Linked DNA regions of Mus musculus: all the other regions are linked to region 1. Evidence: chromatin loops called from intact Hi-C (ENCODE). Cell type or tissue: heart. All regions are shown on one strand.

What was found. Hi-C counts contacts between places; a loop is a spot of excess contacts. Peaks named below come from ENCODE experiments on the same cell type or tissue, not always from the same donor. Only the 100,000 strongest peaks of a DNase experiment are listed, where the experiment ranks them.
Region 2: a loop joins it to region 1, with 6 times the contacts of the local background. A loop is called at or near these places in 21 of 42 quality-filtered maps.
Region 3: a loop joins it to region 1, with 2.7 times the contacts of the local background. A loop is called at or near these places in 2 of 42 quality-filtered maps.
Region 4: a loop joins it to region 1, with 7 times the contacts of the local background. A loop is called at or near these places in 35 of 42 quality-filtered maps.

Annotation. Positions count from the first base shown.
Region 1 is chr7:144,891,243-144,899,242 of GRCm38, forward strand. It overlaps Fgf15 (fibroblast growth factor 15), which reads left to right and starts at 5,290. Exons shown (of 3, transcript NM_008003.2): 1 at 5,290-5,689; 2 at 5,874-5,977. The coding sequence starts at 5,437. It overlaps Gm26793 (a long non-coding RNA gene), which reads right to left. Exons shown (of 2, transcript XR_003946907.1): 1 at 5,834-8,000; 2 at 2,879-5,663. RefSeq lists a promoter at 1,715-5,375, enhancers at 3,876-3,922, 3,897-4,439, 3,897-4,248, 4,269-4,301 and a cis regulatory region at 5,142-5,156. In heart, CTCF peaks have their summits at 3,180 (motif pointing left) and 4,792; DNase peaks (open chromatin) are centred at 4,789 and 5,369; H3K4me3 peaks cover 2,864 bases; H3K27ac peaks cover 1,203 bases; H3K27me3 peaks cover 6,558 bases.
Region 2 is chr7:144,841,741-144,849,740 of GRCm38, forward strand. Fgf3 (fibroblast growth factor 3) reads left to right here. Exons shown (of 3, transcript NM_008007.2): 3 at 835-1,608. The coding sequence ends at 1,248. Among named protein-coding and RNA genes, the nearest start is that of Fgf3, 7.1 kb to the left of the region's middle. In heart, a CTCF peak has its summit at 4,610 (motif pointing right); no DNase peak of the experiment used is centred here; H3K27me3 peaks cover 5,159 bases.
Region 3 is chr7:144,466,358-144,474,357 of GRCm38, forward strand. It overlaps Cttn (cortactin), which reads right to left and starts at 4,578. Exons shown (of 18, transcript NM_007803.5): 1 at 4,332-4,578. In heart, a CTCF peak has its summit at 3,017; DNase peaks (open chromatin) are centred at 3,234 and 4,424; H3K4me3 peaks cover 2,739 bases; H3K27ac peaks cover 3,036 bases.
Region 4 is chr7:144,793,709-144,801,708 of GRCm38, forward strand. No RefSeq gene overlaps it. Among named protein-coding and RNA genes, the nearest start is that of Gm34964, 8.9 kb to the left of the region's middle. In heart, a CTCF peak has its summit at 4,924 (motif pointing right); a DNase peak (open chromatin) is centred at 2,503; H3K27ac peaks cover 855 bases; H3K27me3 peaks cover 7,078 bases.

The DNA of each region.
Region 1 (8,000 bases):
GTCCTAGAACTCACTCTGTAGGCCAGGCTGGCCCTTGAACTCACAGAGATCTGCCTGCCTCTGTCTCCAAAGGGATGGGATTAAAGGTGTGCACCAGCACTGCCCAGCTTTGAACTGTCTATCTAGCCGAGAAAGGCATTGAACTCCCGGTCCTCCTGCCCTACCTCTGGAGTGCTGGAATGACAGGTGTGCACCATCACATCTCACTCTTGTTCATGTCTTGAGCCTTGGCTTCCTGCCTTGGGTGCTCTGAGGAGTCAGTATCCATGGAAGTCATTGTTGGTCAATGGTCATCTGTTCTCCACTCTTGGAGGTATCCATACAGAGGCCAGTGGCCCTGTGTTGAGATTCTAGCCCTGCTGCTTGCCAGTGGCCAGTGTGGAGAAAATTGTCCCCTTCTGCTTGGCATAAGCATCAATAGAAGATAGACAGTGTCCATAAATGGCTGTAGCCATTCTCATAGAGGCTGAACATTGCTTGGGAGGTATGGGGGGATGGTGGTGCTGGTCTGGAATAGGAAAAACACCATGCTGCCCTTCAGGAGAGTCTTCAGATGGTGCCAAGTGTGTCTCTGGCCATAGTTACTTATATCATCAGGGCAAGAACATGACTCAAACTTCAGCACTGTATCCCTAGGGATGTCATATAAACACACGTAGAGCCACCAGGCCCTAGTTCAAGAGGAACAGAGACTGTGACTCTAAGTGGCTTGTGAGGAAACTTCCAGAAGGATCTCTTAAAACAAACAGAAGGCGTGGGAATCAGGCACTGGAAATGGGGAGATTGCTCTGCCCACAGGGATGCATTTCTACCCTAGTGACTCCACCCACCTTGCTGGGCTCCTAGCAACATCACCAGCACCAGTTCTGCAGGCAGACAGCAGGAGACTGAGTCATGTAAGTTAGGGGCCTCACAGGCCCTAGCTCACTGGCATCCTAAACACTGGCCTTCAGGAAGGTAACCTCTGAGCTCTGGCTAGCACTGCACTCCAGAGTCTCCATCTAAATGACTGACAGCCAGCACAGCTCAGAGGAAAGCAGCCTAAAGGGACACAGGATAAGGAGCAGAGGAGGCAAAGCCCTTTGTCCATCCGGCTAGTGGATCCTTATTTCTCCTCCTGACCTTTCTCATGGCCGTGGGATGGCACCCTGCACAACCTCGACTGGGCATTGGCTCTCATACCCTGGCCTGCCCTTGGTGCCCTTGGGAAGCCAGCATGAAACGAGCCCATCAGCAGAGCACATCGCCATGGGGATGGGAGCCCTTAGTGGTGAACTCAGGGATAACTGACTGTGAGTTTTCACAGACCCGGGGTTGCCTGTGGTTGGCTTGCCTTCATTCTCTGTGGGCCCAGCCTCCTCCAGTTGAGGGCAAGACACCACATTCTCAAAGAAGCTCTGCAGCAATGTCCTCTTGCATTTTCTAGATGGAGACACTGGGTCAAAGGTTATTTCCACTACACCCAAGGGATCTTCCCAACCGATTTTTGTAGGTATGATTTAAAATAAAATATACCCTCTCACAAGTTTCCATTTTCCAAGCTGAGAAGAGTCCTGGAGACACTTGGTGACACATACTTCCACCATGACATGAGTATGGTGGCCCTGAAACACCCGGAAAACAGTTTGCTGGGCACATTCTATGTAGTGTGTCTCGACAATGGGGAAAAAAAAAGAAAAAGAAAAAATATACATATATAGCAGGTTCAAAATTAATGCATCTTTAAAATTCGAACACGGCTCGCTCTGTAAAAATTTAGAAATTACACAAATTCCACCCCCCCAACCTGATTTGAAGGGCACAGTTACTTATGTGCCTGTTATGCCCATGCCATAGTGCATATTCAGAGGTCAGAAGAGAACCTGTGGGGGTCAGTTCTCTCCTCCCATTCCTTGGGGAGTGAGCTCCGTCTTCATCAAGCACCTGTATCTTTTAAGTCATCTTGCCAACCCTCTCAGAGCGTTAACAAATGTTACTCCCACACTCATGATATGGGACATTTTGGTACCTATAGCCACACTCTTCCCATCTTTCCCCTTTGGCTGTGGCCTGGCCTTCTGACTCTTTTCCTAAGTTTGACACTGATGGCTCAGACCTGTCATCCCAGCACATGATAAGCGGAGGCAGGAAGGAGGATTGCCTTGAGATCACAGCCAGCCTGGCTGGGTCTCATGGTGACTTCCAGAACAATAACAACCACCAAGCAAAATAGAAACCAAAAACCAAAATCAGGACGTGAGAAGGGGGGTCGGGGCAGTTCTCAGCAGTTAAGAAGTTTGTTTGCACCGGGCAATGGTGGTACTCTCCTTTAACCCCAGCACTTGGGAGGCAGAGGCAGGAAGATTTCTGAGTTCGAGGCCAGCCTGGTCTACAGAGTGAGTTCCAGGACAGCCAAGGCTACACAGAGAAACCCTGTCTCAAAAAACAAAAAACAAAAACAAAACAAACAAACAAACAAACAAACAAAAAAACCCAAGAAGTTTATTTGCCTGTTTTTAATTTTTAAAGAGATTTATTTCATGTATGTAAGTATATATGACGAGTACACTGTAGCTGTCTTCAGACACACCAGAAGAGGACTTCAGATCCCATTACAGATGGTTGTGAGCCATCATGTGGTTGCTGGGAATTGAACTCAGGACCTCTGGAAGAGCAGCCAGTGTTCTTAACTACCGAGCCATCTCTCTAGCCCCAGTTAAGAAGTTTACCGTTCTCCCAGAGGGCCTTAATTCATTTCCCAGCACCCACATCGGGGCAGCTCACACCCAGCTCCAGGGGTTCATCACACCTCTGGCATCTCTGTCTTCATTCATCAGCATATCCCACACACACAGATAGACCCACATATACCCCCCCCGCCCCCATATATGGAACTTTCAAAGAATAAAAAGTTTTGTGGCCTTTTGTTTTGTTTTTGTTTGTTTTCAATCAAACAAAAAAGCCCCTAAACCAAGCCCTTCTGGCCATCTGTCCAGCATGGGCCCCGAGAAAACAGCAGAGGCCACAGGAGTTCTGCCACTGCTCCCCCCCATACCACACAGTCCCTGAGATGACAGATTAGAAACCCAGTCTCAGCACCACACAGGCTCTGGAGATTCCTGGGGACTAGATCTGCATCCAGAGGCCGCAGAAAGCAGCAGGCACCTTCTCTTTCATCAAGAGAGTCTATAAAGTAACAACAGCGCCCCCTGCTTGCAAAAAATCGCTTTCCCTTTTCTTTCTTTCTTTCTTTCTTTCTTTCTTTCTTTCTTTCTTTCTTTCTTTCTTTCTTTCTTTCTTTCTTTCTTTCTTTCTTTCTTTCTTTCTTTCTTTCTTTTCCTTCAATTTTCTCCCGGGGAGGGGGGATATCCCCAAAACCTAGGAGTGGTGATCAGAATTTCCTGGGCACGCCCACCTCACACCCTGCGATTCGTTCCCACATTGCTGTAATTATAAAAAGCCACTTAATAGACTCTCGCTCTCCGTGTGAAAAGCACAGGCTCTTCTATACACAGAGAGATCTTAGGACTCCTATGTCTACTCTTCCAAACAACACAAGTTAAGCCCAAAAGCAGGCTGATGTAACTGGCAAGAGTTCACCATGTGCCCAGGGAGTAGCCATCTGTGGATCCACTGTCACTCCTGTGCTCTGAGACAGGCCATCCTGCCTTTGTCACAAACAAGGCTCCATCTTCACCTCTTACGATGTGCATCCTTGGGGGCGCTCTGTCACTTTCCAGAGTCCCATTTTCTACCTTGTTCAGAGGTGGAAGTAAAACCCGCCCTGGAGAAGAATGTTCTTATGGCGGCCCCCAGTGACCCAACAGACTTTCCTCTGATCACTCCATTACCAACATCTCTAACTCTTCTGGGAGTCCCTGAGAAGGGCGCAGAGTGGGGATGGGGTGCTGCCACCCGCATGCCACCCTCCAGCCCAATTTGGGGGGACTCTTCAGTAAAGCCTCTGCCAACCTCCCTGGTACCCCACATTTATCACGGACATTAAAACAAAAGCGTCAGGAGAAGGCAATTAAGATTAATAGCCCGCGCTGTCGATTGAGAATCACAAGGGAGAAGTAATTAGATTTTACAGGAGACATCGCTCTCTAAAACAAGCCTCACAGCATGGGAGTCCCCGGTCCTGAGAGCCTTCGGTGATGTCTTTTTGTAAAGGCTTTCCTGATGACATTCTCCCAGAGCTCCGTCATTAATGCCAGTCACTGATGGCGTCTGAAAGTGGCGTGTTCCTCATTGAGATTCATCAGATCTGCCATTTCTCTGCTGTCCCGCCCCTGCAGACAGACCTCCCATCACCACGGAGCTAGGCCAGTACCTTTTTACCCAAACCAGCCTCCTGGGGCCCCACATACAGGAGTTGGGGGGTTGGAGGCATAATGAGAAAGGATAAGCGCTGAGCCAAAGCCCCCTGCGAGGACCCTTTCTTTCAGGCAGGGGAATTCTCTGCAGGCTGCCTCCTTTTCTTTGCAAGAGCGGCTCTAGGAGAAGCCCCCATTCTCCTCCCACCTGACCGGCCGCCAGCAGCGTCCACCGTTGCTCCTAGCTGGCCCCCTCCTCTCCGGTACGCAGCTGTCCCCCGCGCACAGACTCAAGGGCCTGATCATCGACCCAAGAGGGGATCCCGCGGCCTGCCGTGCTTCTGCACGCTGGTCAGTCCACCCTTCTCAAAAGTCGCAGCCCCAGTGACATTCCACTTGTGGAGTCCACGCGCGAGGCAGGCAGAGGACGTGCAGACAGCGACTGGCAGCACATTGGAGACCGAAACTAGGGCTGAAGCGCCACCTAGTGCGTGCGACACGTTCTCACGAGGTCTCCACCTTGTAGGGCAAATATCCATGAAAAGGGAGCCTAGGTCTGGGGCCGGGAGAATGAGGGAGGGTAGGATCTGCGATAGCGTGCTAAAGGAGAGATTCAAGACTCAAACAGGGGGCTACGGAGGCAGAGCTCTGCGTGCCTTCTAGTCTCTGTGACTGTCCCACGCGCATCCCTCTGAAAGCCCAGGGCCTGAAGACCTCAATAATTAATAGTAAAATTAAAATAGCCTATTCAATAACCACCAAGATACTGTGCATTGAACACTTGCTCCCCAGGCCAGGGTCGCAAAGGGGGGGCTCCTCCTCTGCCAGATCTGGCCGGCCTGGGCGGGGTCACTGGGTTGGGGCTTGAATGGGTGTGTGCGGGGGGCGGAGACTTGATGCAATTAGGAGGAGAAATGCTCTGATGCCCGGGTCACCTACCCGCGGGGCCCGCGGGACGAAACGTATATAAGGCCGCGTGCCCGGAGCCACCCCACTGTCGGAGCAGTAACTCTGTGCGCCCCACGCCACAAGCGCCCAGTTGCTTTGTGGGTTGTGCCTGCCCTGCGCCTGCAACTTGAGTCCCCGCCGCATCGCAGTCTCCGCGCCACCTTTGTAACGGCCTTCAGGACCCCGAGGTGTCATGGCGAGAAAGTGGAACGGGCGTGCGGTGGCCCGAGCCCTGGTCCTGGCCACTCTGTGGCTGGCTGTGTCTGGGCGTCCCCTGGCTCAGCAATCCCAGTCTGTGTCAGATGAAGATCCACTCTTTCTCTACGGCTGGGGCAAGATTACCCGCCTGCAGTACCTGTACTCCGCTGGTCCCTATGTCTCCAACTGCTTCCTCCGAATCCGGAGCGACGGCTCTGTGGACTGCGAGGAGGACCAAAACGAACGAAGTGAGTATCATTCAGCCCGTCCCCTCCGGTCCCTTAGGACCCAGAAGCACGTGGGTGTGTCGCCGTGGCCTTAACATCCTCCCACCCCTGACTTCCAGACTGGAGCTGGGGAAGGGCGATGCAGTGTGGCCCCGCTGTACTCACGTGTTGCTGGGGCCCGGCAACATCTTTCTCTTGCTCGCAGATTTGTTGGAATTCCGCGCGGTCGCTCTGAAGACGATTGCCATCAAGGACGTCAGCAGCGTGCGGTACCTCTGCATGAGCGCGGACGGCAAGATATACGGGCTGGTGAGTGTTCCTCCACGCGGCGGGATGCTCGCGGCCGCGTTGGGTCCGTATTGTTTTTGTTTGTTTGTTTGTTCTTTCGCCTCCTGCTCAGGTCCAAAAGGAACTTCGAGGGCAAGGTACCAATGATAGTGGGGCTAATATTGCTCTTGCCCGCCCTGCGTAAAGTGATGGCCCCAGGCTGTAGCGGGGGAGCAGGGAGACCAGAGAAGCTGTCTAATCTTCCCAAAGACTGGGCTAACTGCTGAGTCCCATTCAGCTTTCGGCCCCTTTGATACTGAACAGGAAAGCCTCCTCTCCTGGCTTTGCGTGTTCGTGGTCCTCGATTTCCTCCCCCTCCCTCAAATAAAAAAGAAAAGAAAAAGGAAAGAAGGGTCTTTTCAATCAATTTTTCTTAGGTCCATGGTGTGATGCAAAAATTAGATACTTTAGAAAGTACCCAAGATGCTCATCTGCTTGTGACCTGGGGGAACTGGAGTGAGGCGAGATGGCTAGGTTCACATAACCCCTAAAAATCGGTAGTCATGAAGTATGTAGGCTAGTGCTCTGTAGGAATAGAGGCTGGGTTCAAAGAAGCCTTCAGCCCTACCTCTGGCAGTACCAGTGCGAGGTCCCCCAGTGGGGAAGGATGGCTACCGGACTTAACGTTTTTGTTGTTTTGTTTCTTTAAGAGTCCCCAAATTGTCTGTGGCTCTGAAGTTGATTTATCTACATGAAAAGACCACAGAGAAAGGAAAGAAAGAAAGAAAGAAAGAAAGAAAGAAAGAAAGAAAGAAGGAAAGAAAGAAAGGGGTCTGCAGAGAAAGGAAGGGGCTTCAGAGGAGGGGGTCCCCTGCCTGGCTGAAAGCTGACACCCAGGCCCAAGCAAATCTCCTGCCTGTATCTTCCTGAAGTCTTTATTTGTGCTGGGCAAGGAGTCCGACCTCCATTCTGCACTAATGTAAATAGTGTAGGAAGGCCCCATGGGAGCTTTGCCCCCCAATTCTAGTGCCACCCTGGATCTGGTGGGCATAATTCATTTCAGACTCTCCTTTTTAAAAATAGAAGCCCCATAATCCATTGTTTCTATATGGAAAAAAAAAAGAGTGACCAGTTGTCCATATGAATTCTCCAGGAGAAATACATCCTGTGTTTATCTACAGTTCACATTTTTTTTCAGGGAACATGGCCCCTCCTGCCTGGTGGCTCTGTCTCAGTGCCATCAGCCAGGGCAGGAGCAATTGGTTCCTGGAATTAGCCTGTTATCAGAGCCTTATCTGCCAACTGTCTTCTACCTGCAGTTCAATGACCTCTGCATGCTTAGGCAGACACAGCCTGTGCTTATTGAGCCATGTAGGCTCCCCAAGGGAATATGGCACCAGTCTGGGAGACTACCACTGGTACCTCAAGCCTGGGGACTAGGAATATTCTGGTACTTAGGATTAGGGACAGCTTCCCACTGCATTCATTTCCGGCCACCCACAGAGTGTGGGCTTGGTCCCTGGCATGGTGGGCGGGAGGAGTTGCGGATTATCCGGCAGATCCAGGACAGCTGCCGGCAGATCCAGGGGGCTTCTCTTCTCACAATGGTAGGAGACTCAACCACCTAAGCATTAGAAAAGCTTCCTGAGCTGCAGGTCTAGACAGAAAGGATCCCTTTATCCCTGGTCCCAGGCGAGGCTGCAGTTACTACCCAGAAAATGTAATCTAACCAGGAGCAGGGTTTTGGAAAGTTGATAATGATCAGATTTCAATGTCACTAGTTAAAAACCAGGAAGATTTGCACACTGCCAGCTTCTGCGTGGATATCCAGTTGGGGTGGATAATTGGAAAATTCCAATCTTCTGGAAGCGAAGGCAGGAGGAGTGCTGAGAGGTAAAGGCCTCAGAGTTAGAGCCTGTCTCAAAAAACATGACATGGCTGGGAAATTGAGCTAGTGGAGTGGTTTGCCTAGCACACTCAAAGCCCTGGGTTCAACTGAGCACTGCATAAACCCAGCTCAGTGGGGCTCCTTGTCATCCCAGCTCTTGGGAAGTGGAGGCAGAAG
Region 2 (8,000 bases), 50 kb before region 1:
CCTACAGACTTGCAGACAGGTCCCAGCTTCTTTCAGCTGCTGGCTGGTGTCTAAGGCCTCTTCCTGTAGACCTGTCCCTGGGTGTCCTGGGTGCGTAATGTGGCTGCCTATGTGCTATATCCATGGGACAGTGACATTCCATAGTCAATCCCCACCTCCTGGAAGTCTTCGACCACAACTGCCCACAGCTCCCTCTACTGTAAAAGCAGGCTGAATGAAGTCAGCTCATCCTTCATGACAGTCTGTCCATTCATTGTCTATCATCCATCCATCCATCTATCCACCCATCTACTCAGCCTGCCATCTATCCACCCACCTACACACTCAGTCATCTACCCACACCTCCATCTATACACTCGTTCATACGTCCCAACCTATCATCCATCCATCTATCCACCCATGTACCATCCTTACACCCAATTATCTAACCACTGATACATTTATTTGTCTATCCACCTACACAGTCACTCACCCACCCAGCAACATACCTAGCTACCCATCCACCTATTACATCCACCTGCCTGTTCAGCCACTCACCAACACATCCATTCATCCACCCTCTGACACACCAGCTAGCCAGCCACCTCCAGCATGCTCTGTCTACCACATACCAAGCACTGAGCCAAGTGCAAGGCTGCAGCAAAAGGGGATAGTGGAAGGAAGTCACTTGGAGCAGGGCACAGACTTGGACAGGTTGGATAGCCAAGCTGCCTAGACAGTGGCAGGTGTGGACTGCTGGTCCAGGCAGCCTTAGGAGAAAGGGAGGCATTGGGGAGATGTAGCCCCATTGACATCATGGCTCCAAGGCTGTTGACTGTGGCTTCTGTCTCACAGGATCACTACAACGCAGAGTGTGAGTTTGTGGAACGGATCCATGAGCTGGGCTACAATACATATGCTTCCCGCCTGTACCGCACAGGGTCCAGTGGGCCAGGAGCTCAACGGCAACCTGGTGCCCAGAGACCTTGGTACGTGTCGGTGAATGGCAAGGGTCGGCCACGCAGGGGCTTCAAGACCCGCCGCACACAAAAGTCCTCTCTCTTCCTGCCCCGAGTGCTGGGCCACAAGGACCATGAGATGGTGCGGCTGCTGCAGAGTAGCCAGCCACGAGCCCCAGGAGAGGGCAGCCAGCCCAGGCAGCGGAGGCAGAAGAAGCAGAGCCCAAGTGATCATGGCAAGATGGAGACTTTGTCTACCAGGGCCACTCCAAGCACCCAGCTGCATACAGGTGGACTGGCTGTGGCCTGAGTGGCCACCTGGAAAGCCCTCTGAGACCAACTCCAGTGGGCACCCAAGATTCACTTGGAGCCCTGGCCTCCCCACCCTTGTCTTTGGGCTGGCTGCTTGGGGGACCAAGAACTTGCATGCCTTTTACAGCTTTCAAAGAGCAAGTGCCAGCTGCTAAGGGGCTTGAGTCAGAGACTCTGGAAGACTCGAAGTTCAAGATGTATGTGGAGTTACATGAGAGGGAATTCTTATTACAGGGGTCATCCTAATCCCGGATGGAGCCCAGCCAATGGCAGTCAGTCCTGGCAACCTGAGGCAGTGGACCGTGGAGGGGGCTGTGATTCACACATTAAAGGTGTCTTTCTGTCTTGCTATTTAACAGCTGGGATACAGACTTAGCATGCCCTGAGGCTCCAACTGAGATATTCTGTGGAGGGTGAAGAAGGCAGTGATCTGCGGGCTTCCCTGCAAGGTGTCAGACTGGCTGTGTCCTGAGAAAGGGCTGAGGTGCTACATGCAAGCATGTGTTTGTGGGTTCTTATGTCTGCAAATACCCACAAGCATGTGTGTAGAAGGGTGTTGGTGTATTCCTGAGAACATGTGTGTGTGAAGCATGCACACAAACTGGCCCTGAACTTTTGACTTCCAGGCCTCTGCCTCTCTGCGCGCACACACACACTCGCACTCCTGTATATGAAGCGTATATGTGTTTCTCTGGGAACTGTTTTTATCAGGTGAAGTACTTCCTTTGTTCTTGCTACCCACCTCCAGGGCTCCAGGATCTCCAGACAGCCAACCCTAAGACAGGCCCAGCTTCCTCTGTATCTCTGTGATGAGAACCTTGGCATAGAGCTGCCCTCACCCTCGGGATAGGGCTTATGTTCCCCGGAACGAGCCAGGCACCTCAACAGCTCCTGGGGAGGAATAGGGGACTGGGAAGTGTCTGTTGGCTAATATTTAAAACTGACCCAACAGGAGTCTGGGCCACTTCGGGGATCTGTCCCTTGCCCTTAGTCAGAGGCCAGTGGCTTCACACTGGGCGTGGGTTGGGAGGGAGGCAGGAACATTCATGTCCTGCTCAGTTCCTATCTACCATTTGACCCTGGTTGACACAACACAACCTTTTCTGAAAGGTTTTGCTAGATGTGAGTAGCTTACAGAAGGCCATGCAGGCTCAGGGAAGGCACCACGATAAGCCATTAGTGTCCTGATGAAGAAATTTGGCTGTAGGCTGGGACACACACACGCACACAAGCCCCATGGGGAGGCACATAGACATTCAGAGCATTCCACCAGTGAGATTCCATGTGGACCTGGGGGCTAAGTCAGGGTGAAGCTTCCACAGCTAAGTGGCTGGAGGCTGCCCTAAAAGCTCAGGAGGCACCGCAAGCAAGCCTTGAAAAACCTTACCCACCAGCTTGACCTTAGACTTCTGGCCTTCAGGCTGTGACAATACATTCCTGCTGTTTAAAGAACCATATGGTTGGTGATGTTTTGTTTGTTTCTGGTTCTTTTGTGTTGGTGTTTTTTGTTTGCGGGGTGTGTGTGTGTGTGTGTGTGTGTGTGTGTGTGTGTGTGTGTGTGTTGCAGTGCTAGAGATAAGATCTGAGGTCTAGAACATACCACACAGGCCATTGAACCACACCCCAAGGCAGCTGTGACATTTTTGCCAGCTTCCCTAGCACCATAGTACCAGGTATTGGGTAACCCTAAAAAGAAGACCCCGTAATGCAGGAAGGTGGGGGGGGGGAGCAGGTCAACTCCCAGACTCAAAGTCATCCAAGGAAAATTCTGGATCTTTGTGAGTTCAAGGCTAGCCTGGCCTATATAGAGAATTCCAGACCTTCCAGGGTTCTGTTGAGAGACTCTATCTTAATTTTTTAAAAAAATCTAAGGAGGAAAGAGGAAGATACTAGCCTGGTACCACTGGCCTCCATGTACACACACGTGAGCACACACACACACACACACACATAAATGCATATACCACACACACAGGGAGAAAGAAAAAGGGAGGGAAGAGACAGAGGGAGAGAGAGAGAGAAGAGAGAGAGAATTTTAGAATTTCAATCTCTCCAAGATGGGCATCAGCACCTCTTTGGCCCCTGCCCTTTTACCTTATGACCCCCGACCCTTGCTCACCTTCACCACTAGAGCCATGTTTGTTCCCAAACTCCTTTGCACGTGCCAAGGGCACTATTCTTCCCTCTGTTTGTCCCCAGATTACCCACTTCTCAACATTCACTTCTGAGTGCACTGGGCTGTTTAATCACTGAGTCCCTAGAACTTCTGCTCTGTGCCTCCAAGCCTGGAGCTTGTGACATGATTGAAATACTTACTCATAAACAGTGGGGGTAAAGGTGCCACAGACTAGGCTACTGCTTGCTGTCACTAGAGGTGAGAAAACCTGCTCAGAGAGTGGTATGTGGTTTTCCTGAGGCCACACAGCCCGTGAAAGACCTACTGGGCAAGATCTGGGGACTCTAAAGCCTGTCCTGCTACCTGCATGGTGCCAGGAGGAAGACAAGGGAGCAGAGCCTAGTGGCAAGAGCCTGTGGCTGCGTGTGCTGCTGTAAACTCCCAATCCTAACGCTGGGGTAAAAGGCAGAGACAGGGGGCTGGTGAGATGGCTCAGTGGGTAAGAGCACCCGACTGCTCTCCCGAAGGTCCGGAGTTCAAATCCCAGCAACCACATGGTGGCTCACAACCATCTGTAACAAGATCTGACTCCCTCTTCTGGAGTGTCTGAAGACAGCTACAGTGTACTTACATATAATAAATAAATAAATCTTTAAAAAAAAAAAAAAGGCAGAGACAGGAGGATCTTTGTGAGTTCAAGGCTAATCTGGCCTACATAGTGAGGCTCAGGTTAGCTGGGGCTGTATAGAAAGACCCTGTTTCAAAAACAAAACAGGAGAGGAAAACAAACAAACAAACATGAGCTGCATGAGACTCCGAGGTCACCCCAAAACTGTGCCAGGAGACAAGATACAAATATAAACACCAGCAGTGCCTACAACAGGGAACCGGGAGACTGTAAGAGGGTGGGGCCCTTTCCAGGTGAAGAAAATGTTCTAGAAAGGGCATCAGTGACAGGGCAGCATGCTCCATATAAACTCATCAAGGTCACAACTTAGACAGAGGGACTGTGCAGGCTGTTTTGATGGGGACCTGATGCTGGGACTCGAGCCCAGGTTGGTCTGAAACTTTTGGCCATCCTCCTGCCTCCAACTCCAGAGTATCAGGATGATAGGGGTGAGCCCTCATGCCTGGCCAAGTTGAGCGCTTCCAGAGTTGCATCTGGATAGGTCTGATGTAATTGTAGGGACTCCCAGGTCTTCCTGTGACAGTTCTGTGGGTCAGGACCACCCCATACAGTACTACTCCCTTCCAGCAGGTGGCAGTGGTCTCGGGGATGAGCTCAGGTGTGGAGCTAGCTGGGGGTGTTACTGTTTTCAGGCGAGGACACTGAGGTCTTTGCAGGTGATGGCTACCTGGGTGAGTCATGGCTGGTCACCCCAACAGGCTCAGGATTACCCACGATGGCACAGACACAGGAGTAGGACCTGGCAGGGCAGATGCTGGAGCCAGGAGAACCAGGTCAGGGATACAGCAGGGGTCCACTCTTGCCCATACCTCAAGGTGGTGGCTGAACTTGGAAGAACAGTGGGGCTGGAAACATTTTCCACGCTATGCTGTGGTGGCTGACTACTTCAGTTTCCCCGGTGGGACAAAAGGGGAACTGAGGCCCAAAGAAGAGAGGCTGCTTGCTTGGAAGTGGGGAAGGCAGGGCAACGGTCAGGCCCACTGTGGGCTCTAGGCCCCTGCTGGCTCACAGTGTCTCCTATGGTGCTCAGTTTCCTGTCTTGGACACTGACAAGCATGTCTGGTCAAGCATGGTGGTACAGGCCTATTGTTTCAAGACTGAAGACTCAGGAGGCTGAGGCAGGAGAATGAGTTTGAGGTCAACTTGGACAGCAAAGTGAAATCTGTCTCCAACCAACAACCAACATGGCTCTAAAAGACAGCCCCCTACCCAGGTTGTGCTCCCCAGATGGCTCTGGATATAGTGCCAGTGCCCCGAACTGCTTGGCAATGGTTGCCAGCCTTCCTAGCCAGGAACCCCTACTTTATTTTAATTTATTATTTATCTATTTACTTTTATAAGTACCCTTAGCCAATAAACCATCCCTCTAGTCCCTGTTTGTTTTGTTTTTTTTTTAAAGACAGGGTCTCACCATGTAGCCCTGGCTGGCCTGGAACTTGCTACACAGATCTGGCTAGCCTCAAACTCACAGAGATCCCCTGCCTCTGCCTCCCAAGTACTGGGATTAAAGGAGTGAGCTGCCACACCCAGATATGAATCCCTATTTAAGCATACCCTAATGCTCATGAACTCAGTGGGCAGATGAAGAGTTTTTGTGTGAACTGGGGCTTTGCCCTTATCATCCTGTGTGTTCTCCTGGTGACCCTCAAGCTTGGCTGCAATGATCCCCACTTACAGATGAGTACACTGAGGCATTGGATAGGCTCTGGCAGAAGGCTGGATCTGAGAGACCCAGAGGTAAGACTGCTCCATACCCATTAGGGCCCAGAACATTCCTACCTTTTTCCTCTATATTTGTTGTGTGATATCTGCTCAGCTGTGGCACAAAACGGCTGCTTAAGTCAAGCTTTCTTGGTGTATTGCATTTCTGAGCCTACCAGGGTGATGCTGTGACTGCTGGCACTGTGGCCACCTCCAGCATTAGATGAAGCTGTCTCCAGATGGTGGGGTAGGCCTGCTCGCTGCCACAGATAATACTCTGCTTTCCCACCCTCCACTAAGCACCAGCTCCATGCACCCTGGAGGGTGCCAGAGGGAAGGGCAGAGCAGTGTGGCCCACACCATCCAGACATCAGCAAGAGAGGTAAAACCAAAAGATGCTTTTAAAGTAACATGGCAGGGACAACAGATGATGCTCTGACCAAGACCATGGGGGTTGGGGGTGGAAGTGGACAGCATCCAGGCTGAGACCCAAAGGACAAGAAGACACAATGAGCCAGGCAGTGGTGGTACACGCCTTTAATCCCAGCACTTGGGAGGCAGAGACAGGCCTGATTTCTGAGTTTGAGGCCAGCCTGGTCTACAGAGTGAGTTCCAAGAGAGCCAGGGCTACACAGAGAAACCTTATCTCGAAAAACCAAAAAGAAGACACATACAAAGGCCCTGGGGGTTGAGGGGAAGACCTGGCAACAAGCTGCAAGGCCCGATCATGGTCTCAGCATTTTGTCCCCAGTTTGGCTGAGGCTAGGTACAGAGCTTACTCCACACCATGCTCCCCACACGCTGCCTGCTCTTACTGCTTTCCTCGCTGCTGCAGATCAAAGGAACATGAACACCAACAGGATTTGCCTTTTGAGCCCCAGAGCCCTGCTGAGGGTCTGCAGGATTATGGGTGATGTGCTGGGTCTCACTGTGTATCCCAGGCTGGCTTTGAACTAACTCTCGAAGTAATCCTCCTGCCTCAGCTTTCCGAGGCGGTGATTGTGGCAGATGTGAACTTGGTTGGCTTTCCTGTGCCAGCAACACATCTTATTGGCTGACATGGTATTAGTATAGTTCGCCTGTGACCAGTCTCAGTATGCCTCAGTTTCTCTGTTCACTGAACAGTTCCCTGTTCACTCCCCCACAACCTATGAGGTGGGCAAAGCCCAAATGGAGAGTCACACCTTTCATCTAGGCACTCTGGCGGGGTAAGCAGGAGGATCCAGCCAGTGCCACCCTACTTTATACAGTGAATCTGAGGACAGCATGGGCTGGCTACCCGAGACCTATTTTTAGGTTGAAAAATAGGATCAGCAAGGGTATGGAGAGGAGGCCCAGTAAAAAAAGGGCGCAGAGTTCCTAGCACCAGGGAAGAGTAGCTCACAATGACCTGTAACTCCAGCTCCAGGGAATCCAATACCTTCTGGCCTGTGCAGACACCTGAATACCTGTGCGCATACATGCACACAAACACGCACACATACATATCAGCAAAAATAATAAAATCTTTTTTTTTCTTTTTTTGGTTTTTCGAGACAGGGTTTCTCTGTGTAATCCTGGCTGTCCTGGAACTCACTCTGTAGACCAGGCTAGCCTCGAACTCAGAAATCCGCCTGCCTCTGCCCCCCCAAGTGCTGGGATTAAAGGCATGTGCCACCACATCTGGCTTTTTTTTTTTAATAAAATCTTTAAAAGTAAATACATGGCAGAGCAGCCAGTGTTTGTTGAATGCCTAAGTCAATGTTTGCATCCAATGTTCCCCAGATTCTCAATCTGATACCATCGCAAGCCCAAGACACAAAAGACAATGATCTCAGGCCTCCTTGTGTGTAGGGGGCTATCCCAACCGATTGCCATCCTGGGGGGGGGGTGTCTTTAAGGCTCACAGAGCTAGGACAGGTTGCCGAGAGCTCATGCCTACCCCAGGTCAGTCCCACATAAGTCGATGTTAATGAAGAGGCCAGAATATGAAGAGAGGTGGCTACGATGTCTCTGCCTGCACTAAGAAAGGCTGGACGTTGTCCAGGACCAGGTCAGCAATGATTGACATCTTAACAAACTCTAGAGCCTTAGATGGAGTAATGTTGTGTTGGGGGAACCTGGCTCTCTGATCTCAGGGGATCCTGGTCCATCTCTGAGACAGACACTTTTGTCCACAGACAGAGCTTCACAAGTGACCCACACACGGGTGACCAGCTGGGCAACTCTGGCACCCCTTCTGGCTGCCCCGGTGATTTCCCAAGGA
Region 3 (8,000 bases), 420 kb before region 1:
GACTCCGCAGATTCAAAGACCTCACCCCCCATACTTAGCCAACCCCCCCCACCAACCCCAAATGCAGCTGAGATCTCAGCCTCTGTGGTCGGCACCTGCCCTGCTCGCTGTACAGCTGAGATAGAACATTTCTTTCCCATTCTAATGTATGAAGGCGGAGGGCGACAGAACTCTGTCACTGCATTTAGAAACCGAAGCCTGGCATGGCAGCACACGCCTATGACTCCAGCTGCGGCAGAGACAGGACAGCCTGCCTCTAAAAGCTAAAACATGAGCCAGCACAATGGCACACACCTGCGATCCTAGTGCTTTGAGGTAGAGGCAGGGGGACCAGAGTTCTATAACTCCCATCCTTAGCCAGCCTGGGCTATGTGAGACCACCTTTAAAAAAACAAAACAAAACAAAAAAACAAACAAACAAACAAACAAACAAAAAACCCACTAGTCACAGCCCATTCATCAGGGCTGGGAGATGGCTCAGCAGATACAAGTGCTTGCTGCACAAGCCTCATGACCTGCACTTGATCCCAGAATCCATGTGGAAAGCCAGATATGGAGCCAGTGAGCAGCAATGCTGGGGTTGAGACCGGGGTCTTACTCCACAAACACTCTGCAACCCAGCCATGTCCCTAGCTGTATGCTCAATGTTCTCAACTTCAGAACCACGAAAACAACCAACTGAAAAATAAGTCTGTGTAATCTGGGATCTAAATAAGGCCCCTGTACCCATCTCTCACACACCAAAGGACTGAAATGAACATGAATGCTTCTGACTGCAATTTGCTGATAACATCTCAGATGTTATGTTAAGAACACAAGGATATATATACAGCCGGGCGTGGTGGCGCATGCCTTTAATCCCAGCACTTGGGAGGCAGAGTTCAAGGCCAGCCTGGGCTACAGAGTGAGTTCCAGGACAGCCAGGGCTACAGAGAAACCCTGTCTCGAAAAACCAAAAAAAAAAAAAAAAAAAAAAAAAAAGAACACAAGGATATAAAAACAGAATAAACACACTGGGAAGTACTCTGTGTATGTCTTTCTGTCTGCCTTTATGTGTCTATGTGTATGGATGTGTCTGTTTGTGTCCATGTATGGGTCTGTGGAGCAACAAGTGTGCTGTGGTGTGCTTATGGAAGTCGGAGGATAGATAGCCTGAATCTTTCCTGCCACATATGTCCCAGGGACTGAACTCAAGGTGTCAGGCTCAGTGGCAAGTGTCCTTTGCCCACTGAGCCTTCTCATCTAAATGCTCAAATGTTTTTTGGTTCCTCAAAAGATAACCACCAGAAAACCAACAAGAACCTGTATGGCAGCATATAAACTAGAACCCAGCACTCAGGGCGCTGAGGTGGAGGCTGTAGAGTTTGAGGCTAGCCTGGACTACAGAATGAGACCCTGCCAAGAAGCAAACACGTGACAGGATGACCTGTGGAAGAAGAATGGTTTTCAAATAATGGATTCCGAATATATAAAGAGCACTTACTAATCATTAGTTAAAAAGATAGCTAACCTGTTTAATAACAAAGATGCCAGGCACAGTGATAGGGGACTGGGGGAATGACACTTAAACATAGGAGCTCAATGGAAGGATCTCATCTCAAAACAAACAAAAAAGGAAACGGAGGAAAAAGGCAGGGCTGGAGCTCATGGGTGGAATACAAGCTTTGTGTGTTCGAGGCTCTGTACTTGATCCCCAGCAAATGGGATGTGGGGGGTGCTGGCAATGTGGGAGGAGGGCTGAGAGGAGAGCTAATCAGGGGAAATTCGAGGCTAAGATATCCAGTTTCGTTCTTTTCTAAAGGACAGAGCAGAGCGGCCCAGCTTGATAGTGTGTGCCCACAGCCTATAATCCCAACACTCAGGAGGCAGGAGGATGGCTGCAAGTGTAGGGGGCATGCTGGTGTACGTAGTGAGTTTCCGGTTAATCAAAGCTATAGAGATCCGTCTCAAATGCATCCCAACCACCACCAAAAAGGGAGTGGGAGGGAGGAGTAGAAAGAGAGACACATACAGACAGACAGACTCCAGGTTTGTTCCTAGGCTGGCCAGAACTCCTTGGTCTTAAGGTCCTCTGCTTCAGCATTCCCAGCCACTGGGACCATGGGCATGCACATTCTATGTAGATCTCTGAGAAGGCCAAAACTGTTTGTGGTGATGGCTGTACAACTCTGAATACATCGATAACCACTGAACCCTTCAATCGGGTGATCACGTGTAGGGTGAAATATCAATAAAGCTGATAGAAATCAGACGGGGACAGAGAAAGCCACTCAGCCCCACACAGCCAGCACGAAGCTCAGTCAGAGAGGACCTAGTCACAGGATGGAGGAATCCACCATCTTGAGGCCCTGAACCTGATACCTATAGCGCAGCGGAGCAAAGGTGGCTGGGTCAGGAGTTGTTATGGAAAGGGCAACCCCCACCCCATGCCTATGGAGGCCAGTGCACAGACGGAGTAGGCTAGCCTGCCCAGGACTCCATTAAGAGACAAGCTGGTAGGCAGACACGACCATGCCCAGGACAAAGACCAGGGGCACAAGGAGGTAAGGATGCTCAGGACGGTGCGGAGTTATGCCAGGTGCCTTCCCGACTAACAGGTCAAAGTCTGAAGGGCCAATTAAATTCCCTGGCATTTTACAAGGTGTTAAAGGCATAACTGTCATAAGCCCTCAATTAAAGGTCAGCTCTAGGGCCAGGGCTAAAGTTGGGTGGAGAAGCTGTCTAGCAAGGCCCAGGGTGCTCTGGAGACCTAGTACCACAATCAGTTCTTCAACCCCACCTCTGCACTCTTCTACATCTGAAGCTCCCACAAAAGCTGCTTCTCCCTCCTTCAAACTTCTGGTGACAACCTTCTCAGTCAAACAGAGAAGCAGTGTTGACTCAGGGCCTGAACTGGTGACTCACTCTGGGTGAGCCAGCAGAGGCCTGACCCCTGGTGGACGCTGGGGGAGGGGGGTGGGGGGTGGGCTGTAAGTTCTGACTGTGAGGGTCTACTGGGTGGTGAGGACTTACTGGAGCTTGGGCTACTTACTGGCAAGGCCCAGGCAGTGCAGCCAGGGCAAACCACTAGGAAGGGCTAAAGCCTCTGCTTGCTTCACTGGGCACAACAGGGAATTCCTTCTCCCTGGCCACAAGTCCCCATCCCTCACACGGACCAAGAGGAAACAAAGGAACATACCAGGCCCAAACACCTCTGCAGTGACTGGGCACACACCCAGGAGGAGGGGCGGCTGGATTCCAGGCTCCTTAGCTCCAGGAAGCAAGCTAGGCGCTTGGATTTCCATTGACCCCATTGCAAATTTCCCTCAGGTGCCCAGGCCTTTCCTCAGATGTTGGCCTCTCAGCCCAGTCCTGAGGACTAGAGACCAATGCTGGAACCCGGCTGCTCAGCCTTACCAACTTCCTACAGGTCCTTGGACCCTCATAATTCCACTGGGTTCTGGAACCCCAGGCTCCCCAGGCCCACCAGCTTCCCCCAGGCCCTCATCATTCCACTAGATTCTAGAAGCAAAGTCCCCTTACCCCCACCAGCATCTCCCAGGCCTCAGGTCTACATTCTTTTCCCAGGTTCTGGTACTCTGACTACCACAGACCCATAATTATGCACTCTGACCTAGAACACCCCAAACCGACTTAGCACTTCATCCTGGGTTCCTGCTCTGAAACCCCACCCCTTTCTTTATGTCCAAAATTCCTAGGGCCTGTGTCCTAGGGCCCGCCCCCTCAGAGCCAGACCGGCTGTGCACCCCTAGCTACTCCACAAATGACGGGATGAACGGCTCAGCATTGGTGTCCGAAACCTCCGATCCTTGCCCAATACCCGGGGCTCCGACGTCCCCATCCAGACCCTGCGACCCGGGACTTTGAGCCTCCAATCCTGGCCCTACACCCCGAATCCCGAATCCCAGCGCCACACCACAACCCCAACCCCCCGATTTCGGACCCACACCGCGAACCCTTGGCCTTGACTCTGCACCCCGGTTCCCCCTCCTAGCACTGCACTCCAACCCCCGATCCTAGCCCTGCAGCCCGGGTCCCGACGCCCGACCCCAGCCACACACCCCAAGTCACAATCCCGGCCCCACACCGCGAACACCGGGTTTTGGCCTGGAATCCTGACTCAGGGGTCCCAGCCCTACACTCCGAGGCCTCGACCAACAGATCCTGGCCCTGCACCCCTGGGCCCCGACCCTGCCCCGCACTCGGATCACCTGGGCCCAGTCCAGACCCTGTACCCCAACCTCCCGTCCAGGCCCGGCACCCTGACAACTCATCATCCCACACCCTTCCTGTCCCCCAGCAGCTCTCTAGGACGCCCATCCCCCGCTCACCGCACCAGCAGGGTCCACCAGGCTCCCGCCGCGCCCCGCCGCTCCCTGTGCCCGCTCACTTCCGGTTCCGCGGAGGCGGGGCCGCATCCGGGGCCACGCAAGATCCCGCCCTATTCCAGGCCGTCCCCGCCCCGTATTCCTGTTAGCTGATCAAGAAAGCAGGATACACAGTTCCAGGACTCATAGGCAGCTCGGCCGCCAGTCAGCTGCGGAGATCCGATTTAGAAACACCCGTCAAGCCCTGTCCAACACACATTCACCCTCAACCCAGCTTCCAACCATGTATCCACCCTGCAACTCTCTACCCACGCATGGATCTACACAGCATCATTCACTCCCCTGTCAATCTTCTACCCACCAATCCACCAATCTGTCCTTCTGCCCATCTACCCATACACCCACTCATCTAGCCATACATCTGTTCATCCATTCTTCCATCTATCTGCTTCCTATTGTGATCAAAAAACTGAACCCTGTCTCGAAAAACAAACAAAACAAAACAAAACAAAAAGAACTGATCAAATACAGCTTGGGGAGAAAACTGCTTATTTGGCTCATAAATTATAGTCCATCACTGAGGGAAGGAAGTTAGAACAGGAACTCAGGCAGGGCAGGAACTGAAACAGAGACTATGAAGGAGTGCTGCATACTGGCTTGCTCAGCCTTTCTTTCACATCCCAGGTCTACCAGTGTAAGGGTGGCAACCCACAACGGTGGGTTGGGCCCTTCTGAATCAATCAGTAACCAAGAAAATGCCCCCACAGACTAGCCTACAGGCCAGTCTGATGGCAATTCATCAACTGAGGTTTCCTCTTCCAAGATTACTCTAGTGTCAAGTTGACAAAAACTAACCAACATGTCACCTATACACCCATGTGTCAACCATCCATCTACTTATCTATCCATCCACTCATCTATCTGTCCTAGTTGACATTAACTGTCAACTTGAAACAGCCTAGAATCACATTTTTTTTTAAAAAAATCTCAAATGTGTACTTGTCTTATTTAGGTTATTCTGTGGGCATGATTGTCTTGATACAGGAGGGCCAACCCACTGTGGTCCATCCCTAGACAGGTGTCCTGGACTGTATAACAAAGCTAGCTAATAAGGCAGCGGCCAAGTGGATCACTTAGAGGCCAGTCTGGTCCTGATCAGCCAAGTGAGGGATTCTGTCTCTCCTGCCCCCCTCTCCAGAAGGAGGAGGAGGAGAAAGGAGATGAAAGAGGGAGGTTAGGGATGTAATTCAGTGGTAGAGTGCCTGTCTAGTATGTACAGGGCCCTGGTACCAACCTTAGCACCACAAGGCAGAAAACAAAAGGCTAAACTGTCAAAATTTATGAATAGATCAGGAAGGAAAAAGAGATGTCAGGTGTCAGAGGAGAATGTTCCCATGTGTGTGTGCACAATTCACATGTAAGTGTGCATTCAACTGCATGAGCACACATACAGAGGTCCAAGGACACATTCTGGCATCTTCCTCAGGAAGGCCACTCACTGCTTGAGACAGGATCTCTCTGGCCTGCAGTTCATCCACTAGGCTAAGCTGGCTGGTCAGCAGGCCCCAGAGATCCTCCTGTCTTTGCTTCTCTGCTGAGGGGATTGCAAATGTGCACCACTCCACCCACCATCCTCTCATTGGTTCTGAGGATCACACTCAGTCCCTCATGCCTGCAGAGCAAACACCCAGCCATCTCCTAGCATAGGGTAGTTGTTGTTGTTCTTGTTGTTTTAGTAAAACCATGGTCTCAAGTGTTTTGTTAAATAAAAACTACAGGCATCATTTTATACTAAGTACCTAAACCGTGCCCAACAAGTGGGGTCAGTCACTTAAGCTAAGTTCCACGTACCCAAGCTGAAAAGCCAAGCTCTATTCTTGAACCAGGGACAGTGGTGTGTGCCTGAGTCCCTGTGATGGGGCACCTGAGACAGGAAGATGGCTTTTGCCTGAGCACCATAGTTGAGAACTCACCTCCAAACCAGAGATTTGTTTACCCTTCTGAGAAGAGGTAGCAGCTAGAAAATCAGTAACTTCCAAATCACACAAGGACCCCCCTCTTGCTGTAACTCTCACATGGGAACAGCTTAGAATCAGAGGTGCAGGTCAGTGAGATGGCTCAGTGGGTAAAGGTGCCTGCCACCAAGCCTGACAACCTGAGTTCAATGCTAGTAAAATAAGTAGCCCACTGTGTGTCTTGGTTTCTTCAAACTATTCACTGGGGTGTACCTCAAAACTACCACCAAACAAACAACACAGCCTTCTCCCCTCAGCTCCAAAGAACTACTGACTCAACAAAGTGCTGCTATATTCTAGACTCAAAGTCAATTAAGATCCATCAACTAATGAATAATTTGCCCCCATAATATTCACAAAAGCCTGAGGTCAGAAGAACAAGTGAACAGTGTTTTCTGGCCACAGCAGAACTGCTGTACTCAAGAACTCCTAACAGCTGTAGTTGCTGGCACAAGATTAAGCCAATCAACATCCCAGAATGGACTGGGGATGGGGCTCCCACCACTAGCTCAGGAGCTATTGGCAGTTGATAGCTGCTGGAGGGGGTAAGACTGGTTTTGTTGATGGTATGGTTCCTGGTAGGTCAAGTAAGCATGCACACCCATCCACCCACCCACCGAGCCATACATCCACCTATGCAGCCCTCAGTCCATCCATTTACCTCCTCGGGGCTGGGATTCCCAGTGCACACCTCTGTTTGGCTTTTTCTGTGGGTGCTGGGGACTCAGGCCTCAGGTTTGTCCTGTAATCACTACTGGCAGAGCCATCTCCCTAGCCACCGCCTAGCCTCCCACATAGATCTTATTTGATTCAATAATGACGAAAGGAGTAAGATTTTCAGTCTTTTAAAGAAGTGGAAGTAAGTTGATTTGCAAGTATGGATCGTCTGTCTTTGAGGCCAAACAGTTTGTATCCTCCAAAGCTCAGCCCGAAGAGACCAGCGGTTTCAGGAATGAACCAGGAGCCCTGGAATGCAGAACAGGAAAGGCAGTGCACAAAGGTGCTGGGAGCTATTGGCCACTTCTCTGGAGTACAGGGGGATGGTGGGGGTGGGGGTAGGGGTGGAGACAGGCAGAGTGAAGGCAGGTCAGAGTCTGTTAGCAGATTTCCCAGCCTGCAGAGGCATGGAACAATAAGAAGCTCAAAGCAAGGGTAAAGATTTTATTGACCTTAGTGGAAGAAATAAGGGGTTTTGGGGTGAGAACAAATGTCTTGTATATATTTCAGCAAAATTGTTTGGTAGCTTGTAGCTTTGCTTCCCATGGTACTGTAGTACAAGAAGGCTAGGAGAAATACACTTTGTGGTGGTAATGACCTGCAGCGTTCCCATACCTGTCTCTTGCATCGTTTTTCTATTTTCCCCATAGTCAGCTTCACTTCACCCTCGGAGGACTGTGTGACTTCGTATCAATACACAGAGGTCCCTGAACCTCTGAAAGGAGGCAACTCTGAAGATACCTGGCTCTTAGTCTAGTGACACTAATGTCAGCTTCTGGACCAATTGTGCTGTGAAGATGTTAAGCCAGGCTTAGTGGTGCAGGCCTGTGACTCTAGCCTTAGGAAGACTGAAGCAAGAAGATGACAGTTCTAGGCCAGCCTGAGTTATACAGCCAGCTCTTGTTTAAAACAAAACAAAACCAGGCAGGAGCAGTAGTGC
Region 4 (8,000 bases), 98 kb before region 1:
CCCCTTCTTATCCAGGCAACCCTGGTGAAGCTTATTGAGACAAAATAAAGAAAAAGGCATGAAAGTAAAATGGGGTCATTGGAAAGGAGGGACTTGTGAGTGGGAGACAAGAGGATCATGGGGGTGGGTGTTACCAACATGCATTATATATGTATGCAAATGTCACAATAACAACTACCGTGAATAGTTGATATATGCTAATTGACAACTTTTTTTTAGCTTAGGATGGCGTGACATTGCTTGAGGACTGGGACAGAGGGCTTGGGTCCTAAGACTTGGGGTAGAGAGAGGTCTGCTAACAGTCCACTCTCCAGACCCAGAGGTCCTGCTGGGGAGTGGCTCCCCATCCTCTACCCCACTGCACAAAGGCTTAGCCTTAACATGGAAATCATCAACCTGGCCCCTGAGTATGGCAGAGGATAAGGCCCCCCTCACATATTTGGGGAACCCCTGGATGCTAAGAGGAAAAACAGCACAGTCCCAGGGACAGAGTACCGAACCCAGGCAAAATGGCTGCAGCGTGGTGTCACAGACCCGCTCTGAACTAGATCCCAGGATCTCTGACATGAAATGTGGGCTCCTGAGGGAATTGCCTTTCAGTTTGCAACATTTCAATCCCTGTCCCAGGTTTGTGAGTGTGGGAAAGAGAGCATTCTGCAGAGGGGGGCAGGGAGAGGCTGGGAGACACCTGCAAAGCCAGGAGAGCAGAGCCTTACTCCCACTGAGCTGAGAAGAGCTCCTGCCAGCCCTAGCTCACCTTGCCTGTAGGCTGACCCCAAGGTTGGCACATAGCACCTGCCTCTGGCTGTCACATGGATCTTGAAGTTATTGACCCTGCACACAGAGAGGCCTGCTCAAACAGGTCACTCAGCATCCTTCCTGGATGATGACCCAGCACACTGTACATCCGTGATCTGGAAGAAAGGGGTCAGAACCTTCCAGATGCCATCTGCCCATGGGTTCTGGCTCTCCACACCTAGCCCACATCTTTTTGCCTGCAGAACCTGGCCCAGCTGGCAGAACTTTGCACAGGTATTGTGGAGTCATGCTTTGGACCCTTCTCTTCTTGCCCTCGAGGGTTACCAGTGCCATTTCTCTGTCCCTGGGGAAAAGGTTTCCTAGTCTCCTGGCTTCTGGACTCCACTGGGCAGCCCAGGAGACATAGCAGAGACCAGAAAGGAGAGCACACGGTATGTGCCTGCTCTATGATAGGTGGCAGAATCCCCATCACACAAGCCCCCTCTCCTGCTGGGTTCTTAATACCATGGCAAGGTGGTGGTTAGTATTGATATCTTCATGACAAAACCTTGCCTCACCAGGGAGGCATGTGGATGAGGACGTTTCTAGATTAAGTCAAGGAGGGGAGACCCATCCAGAATGTGAGTAGCACCATCCCATGGCTGGGGACCAGGACTAAATAAAATTGAGAAAGTGAGCTGAGTGCCAGCATTTGTCTCTCTCTCTCTGCTTCCTCACTGGGGATGTCATGTGACTGGGCTGCCTCCTCACACTCCTGCCATCATGCCTTCTCCACCATGATAGGCTGCAGCCTCAAACTTAGTTTAAGGTGGCCTCGTCAGGTTTTTTTGTCAGTAAGAAAAGTAATTAAACTAGCCACCATCTCTTGCTCTCAATCCCCTCACCTGGAGTAGTCACCTGCTTCCACCCTGACAGACACAGAGGTCTCTCACAAGCAGCAGAATCACAGCGCTGGGCTAGAGAGAGTTTGCCTGCTTCATTCATTCCTTCTAGCAGGTTAATGCAGGACACGGGGATGAATGACAATGATCCCAGCACTGAGAAGACTGGGGCAGGAGACTGGGGCAGGAGGATCAACAGTCAAGGCTAGCCTCAAAGACCAGCATAAGCAACATGAGACCCTATCATCTATCTAAAAAATAAAAATAAAGTATTGGAAAAGTAGCCATTTCAAGCTGCTGTATATATGGGAGTTTTGTTTGCTTTGTGGGGGGCATGGGCCCCATTTTCCAGTATGGAAACTGACATGAATGTTCAGTGACTGTCAATATTTCAGTTCTAGACTTTGGGGTGTAGGAATCTGGGAGTCTTTTCTGAAACATGGATAAGGGACACATATCATGCTAAAATCCTGGGGCTCACCTTGCTGCTGACACAGGAATCCCTTATGGGGGACATGTCTAGGATTAGCCCAATTCAGAAGAAATCACAGTGCTGACTACTGTCCCTGGTGTGCTGACCATGGTCCCCTGGAAGGCAACTCCTCAGCAAATCTCGGTGGGAGCCATGACCATATCGGACCAGCACACACAGTCATACCCTCAAGGGCTTGGTAAGACTCACCACTGTGATATGCAGTTCCTGACAGAAGTGTGACCCCAGTGGCCAGAGCATTGCCCCAGAGTCACTGTTGTATTGGGGCCAGACACATGCATACTGTTTCCTGTCTGTCCACGGAGAAGAGAGGAAAGTCAGGACACTCAGGGTAAAGGAGTTCAGAGCTAAAAATATTCTCCGTAAATAAACAAGAGAGTCAGTGCTGGAGGCCGGCGTCAGGGGTTCTGGGTGTGCAAAGGCCACTGTTTATGGCTGGGGTTTGATCGTCCAGCGATAAGGGGTGGCAGTGTCCCTCAGGTAAATGGGTGATCTACATTGAGTCATTAACCTGCACCTGGCTCACCTGCCCGGCTGGAGGGGCCTTCTGGGAATGTCCCTTGTTTGACCCAGGCCACTAGGGTGTTTAGAACTGGGCACAGAGACTCCGCACCAGACAGCTATGGGGCCATTAGTGTGCAATAGCCCTCAAGCTGTTATCAGCTTCAACCCTAGGAAGGAGCAATCCCTGAACTGTGAGCTCCCAACAGTACTGTTTACAAGGGTGACCCTCTCTGTGGAATCCGGGCCTTGGTTCAGGAGTAAGGAAGGAAAGGGTGGCAGCTATGAATGAATCTGGATATTAGATTTAGAGGGTGGCCCCAGGGACCTCAGAGGCAGGACCATAGCAGAGCCTGCCTCTTGGCTGGACAATGGAGAAGATTCTATGTTTGGTAAAAGCCAGTGCTGAGCACAGAGCCTTGCACACAGCCAGTGTTTGGTCCCTGTATATGTCGTTCAGATATATGCATAGCTCTGCTCACTGCAGGGCCTGAGGTCACATGGGGGAAAGGTTCCGAATGAAGTACCAGGATAGTGGCTCAGGGTCCCAGGATGCAAGATTCCCACTGTCTTATTTCTCAAAATGGCCTCCTAACATCCTGCTTCCTCCTGCTGTGGGCACACTGGCTTCCTGGAGCTGAGCTCAAGCACTACCAGACTCGGGACAGGAACGTAGCCAGTGGCAGAAGGCACCAGTCACGCTCAGGATGGACCTCAGACACCCTTCAGAATAGGGTACTACCCTCATAGATGGGGTACAGCTGGTGCCTATCAAGGGAGGGTAAAGGACATCATGGTCCTGTCAGGCAGGAATCAGGCCTAGAGAGTCCCGCTGGCCTTGGCTATGGACTTCCATCACAGATGGCCCAGAACCTACCCGTTGGCCCAGCTCTCTCAGATTTCCCTGTAGGAAAGTGCCTGTGGTTTCCTCTCTGAGACCTTTTATTTATTCACAACACAGTACCAAAGAGTCTGGCAGGCATGTTGTAGGCCTGGAAGCCCTGCATCATCGTTCTCTCTCCCTCCCTGGCCCCCCAGCCTCAAAAAGGGACTTTTCATTCCAGCTCTGTCTCACATTAGAGTTGATTGGCAATTAGCAGATGTCGTGACCCTCCTCTGGGAGCCAGTGCACTAGCTTCAGACATCAGGTTCCCACCAAGCTCTGCCTGTTCTGAAGCTTCCTTCCAGGGGTACTCCAGGGAAATTAACATCAGCGTTCCAGGAAGGAGGGGAAAGCCCTTCAGAGCCTGAGAATGTCACCTTCTCCCTGGGAGGGAATTCAGCCGCCGCGTCTATCAACACGGAAAGATTAATTGGTGCCGAGTAAATTATCAAAATGCGTGAAGCAGGGCTGCCCGTGGCCATCACAGCACCACGCCCCAGATCCACGAGGGGCTGGGAATAGCCAGCTGCAGATTATTTTTCCCTCGGTAGGAGACCTCTTGGTCCACAAGGCCCAAGTTCAAGTCCAGGATGGGGCTGGTCTTAGACGGCACAAAGCCCACATTGTAGATGAGTCTCCGAGGGCTCAGCACCTAGCAGGGCCTTCTTGTAGGTTCATTTCCTTATTCCTACAGTTCTGCATTTGTCCCCACTAAAGCACAGGTGAACTGACAGGATCCAGTCTGTCTCAAAGCCCTCTCAAATAGGCAACAGATCTGAGCTAAAGGCAGGAGGCGCTCCAGGCCTCATGTGCTCCTTTAAAGTGTCTTAGTACCTGAGCAGCTCTGAGCCTTGTTCCTACAGGCTGCAACTAGAGACAGGGTAGGAAAGAGTCCCTGCTTCAAAACAGAGGATCCTATGAAGCAGGATGTAGCCAGGACTGCATGGGGTGCTACCCCGTCTTTTGAAGATGCAGATACCCCCATCCCCTGGGAGATTGTTAAGACACAGAAATAACAAGCAGGGTTCAGAGTCAGGTGTTGGGCCTGGTGGCCCTAGTGATTGATAGGTAGCTCTGGTTTGGGACCTGCCATGGGAGACAGTCCTAGCTATTTGTGACACATACAGAGTGGGACATATTAAGAAACTTTGTGGTGGCCCCATTTCACAAGTGGAGAGAGTCAGAGCTATAAGGGGGCTCTCAGTTCTTCCCAGAGAGCCCAACACCTGGGAAGTCTCAGCAACCTGGGTCAGTGGGCTGGGGAGAGCCCCCTGGACATCTCTTGCACTCCGAGATACAAGGTTAAACAAGTGACTGCCCTGGGGCTTCTGCTGTGGGTCATGTAACAGTGGTGAGGGCAGACTTGGGGCAAACCCTCCAGAAGGAAGAGCAGCCAGGCCCCACTGCTACCACAAGATGGCACTGCTTTGTGAGATTTTTATTTTCCTTAGCATCCTGATTGGAGATGCCTGGGTGCACATGGGCATGCTCCTAGAATGCCCCTCCTGCTGCTTCTCTCTCTCTCTCTCTCTCTCTCTCTCTCTCTGTGTGTGTGTGTGTGTGTGTGTGTGTCCTGTGTCTGCAATCTGCATCCTTGATATGAGTCTGTGGCTGTGGTGTCTCTGCAGGACCACAAAAATCCCCCAACTCTAGAAAGACTGTCATCAATACCAGAGTCTGTTCTATGGTCTCCTTCAGACTCTACAGCCCCATGCTGACCTAGCAGCTGCCCTACGAGGCCACACAAAAGTTTTCTGCATGTTCTCTGGACAGCTGCACCACTCCACACTGAGCTCCTGTGGTCACATCTGGGTAGAGTGACCCAGACATAAGCACAGGGCATGGCCTATGATAGGGAGCCCCAAACAGTTCTCTGAAAATTTGTTTACTCCTTCAGCCAGTCTCTGAGGTAGGATCAATAGCCATCCTTGCTTATGATGTAGAAAGTAAGAGTACTCAAAAGCTGAAGCAGAAGAATTGCCTCAAGTTCCAGACCAGCCTAGCTGAAGTGTGAGACCCCAGCTCACAAAACAGCAAGAAGCAGAGGAAGAGGAAGAGGAGGAGAAGGAGGAAGAGGAGGTGAAGGAGGAAGGAGAGAAGGAGGAGAAAGTGAAAGAGAAAGATGAGACTAGGAAAAGAGGAGGAAGGAGACAAAGAAGGGGAGAAGGAAGAGGAGAAAAAAGAGGAGAGGAGAAGAGGGAGGAGAGGAGAAAGAGGAGGAGGAGAGGAAGAAGGTAATAGCTAAGGCATGAAGAGATTTAGTGTCACCAACTAGGTGACAAGTGGCAGAGGCAGCCCCCTGGCCAGCATCTGGTTGGTAGTCAGAGATAAGAGGGTACGTGATGCCCCTGGACTGTGTTGTCACTGTAGGGAGACAAATCCTCAACCCAGCATTAGCAGCGTGACTGTCCCTTTCAAAAGCCCCTGTCTCCCCATTTCCAGGAAGCCACTCTGACCTCTAAGCTCTGCAGCCATAGGTTGGCGTTCTGACCTGGTGGGCTTGGGTTGGTTTTGACCTGGTGGGCTTGGGACATATGCACTGTTTACAAGCCTGTGGGTGCTAGAGCCAAGGCTTTGAGAGCTAAAGGGACTGTCAGGAGTGCTGGACGTAGGATGTAGCTACAGGTTTGCAAAAAAATCACCTCTCTGTCCAGGGCCTCAAGGCTATAAAGTTCAACACCTTCTTGACACGTGCTTGGGATTGACCCACTGGCATAGTCTGGCCACCACCTCAGAGATGACAGTACAGTCACTCTCCAAATGTAAACACATACCAAGCCTGTGTATCAGTGAATTAAGGAGCTAGAGTCCCTTGCCTTGGGAAGTGAGGGGTTCTAATGAAGGTTGCAAGCCTGTCCACCCAGGGCCCTGCTAAAGAAGGAATGGTCCCCAGCCTGTTTTGTCCCCTCTGTGGCTTCTTAGTTCTGGACACTGAGCCAGTCTGGGCAGCAGGCAATTCACACTGTGAATTTCTGTGGAAAGCATTTTAGGGGTTCTGAAAGCCCTGTACATTCTGTGTTAAGGACAGAGGGCCTCCTGCATGCCCTGTGCTGCTGAGAACCTGCCAGCCTGGCCTGAGGATGGGTTCTAACCATCACAGTGAGCAGATGTTCCTGGGCCCCAGCTCCGCCATGGATCTGGTGTATTTCCCTTCCCTCTAAGAGGCCACCAGTGGCCCCAAATGCCTTGCATGTCCTGAGTGGCCCTGAGTGTCACCAGCCCACCATCTGTTCTTTTTCCAACAGGCCTGTCCTTGGTGAGGTCCAGCTGGGACCTCCAGCAGGACCCTCCTTGGCAGGGCCATAGGTGGCTACTCCAAGCCTAACGCCCTGTCCCCTGCCTCAGCTCTAGCAAGCATTCATTAAGAACCCTATCTCATCCAGAGCTCAGGTTCCAGCTGAGACCCAGGCTCTGTGCTCTGAATTATCAATAAAAACCATGATCGCTGCAGCCCCTGCTGTATACAGAGCATGAACTGGGGCTTCTGGGACGATGGTGTGGTGGCCCTGTTACTACCACAGGAGGGGTGGCAGAGAATGCTGATGGCCATGGGGGCTAAGCTTGGCTTATGCTTTGTAAAAGAAGGCCAGGAAAAGAGGGAGGAGAGAGGGAGGAGGGAGGAAAAGAAGAAGGGGAAAAGGAAAGGGGAGGAAGGTACATCCCTATAGGGGTTGGTCCCTCCCCAAACTGGTCATTACCCAGCCTTTCCTTGTCCCCACCCTCCAGATCTCTCCCTTGGGTCTTCTCTTCTTCAGGCTGTCCCTGACCATCTCTACCCTTGATGCGACCCCCACCCCTGGGGCAGACAGACTTTTCTTTCTGGGGGCAAGCACTGACCCTTTAGAATCTTTCTACCAAGCCTTTAGCAGATAGTATTCAGCGAAGGCTTCTTGACCAAATGAATGAAGTCCTGTCTCCAATCCCTGTAGCCACCAAAAGACCTGGCTCACTAATCCTCACTAAACAGGCAAGTGCTCCTGTCATGGGACTTGGGGACCAAAGCACATGAAGCGAGTTCTTATGCTCTAAGGTGGAAACTGCCAAGTGGCCCCTGGCCACTAAGCCACCCCTGGAATGTCTCAGGGGGTATAAATTAACGGTTTGGAGGTCCCGAGTGCTGTGAGGTCTGTCTCTGTGTGAAAGGAAACGGCGAGGTAAACTGTGCTGTTCTCCGACTCTGGGCTCGGAGGCATTAATTACTCAAATGAGTAAGTATTGAATCAAAGGCCTGGCTTCAAAAATTAAACTCAGATTAGCCCCTGCCGTACTTCCTGTAAAATGAAAAACATTTGGTTAAAGAATGGACACCGGGGTGGGAGAACTGGGAAGAAAGACCTCGAAGGCTTCGTCGTCCACTTCAGGGGCCACTGGCGCCCACAACCCTGCAGCCTGCCACACTGGGCATTGCAACTGCCAGCCGGGCTGCAGGTGGAGGTTGGCAGAGCACCAGGGAGAAGGGGCCCCAACTCCAGCTTCTGCTCTG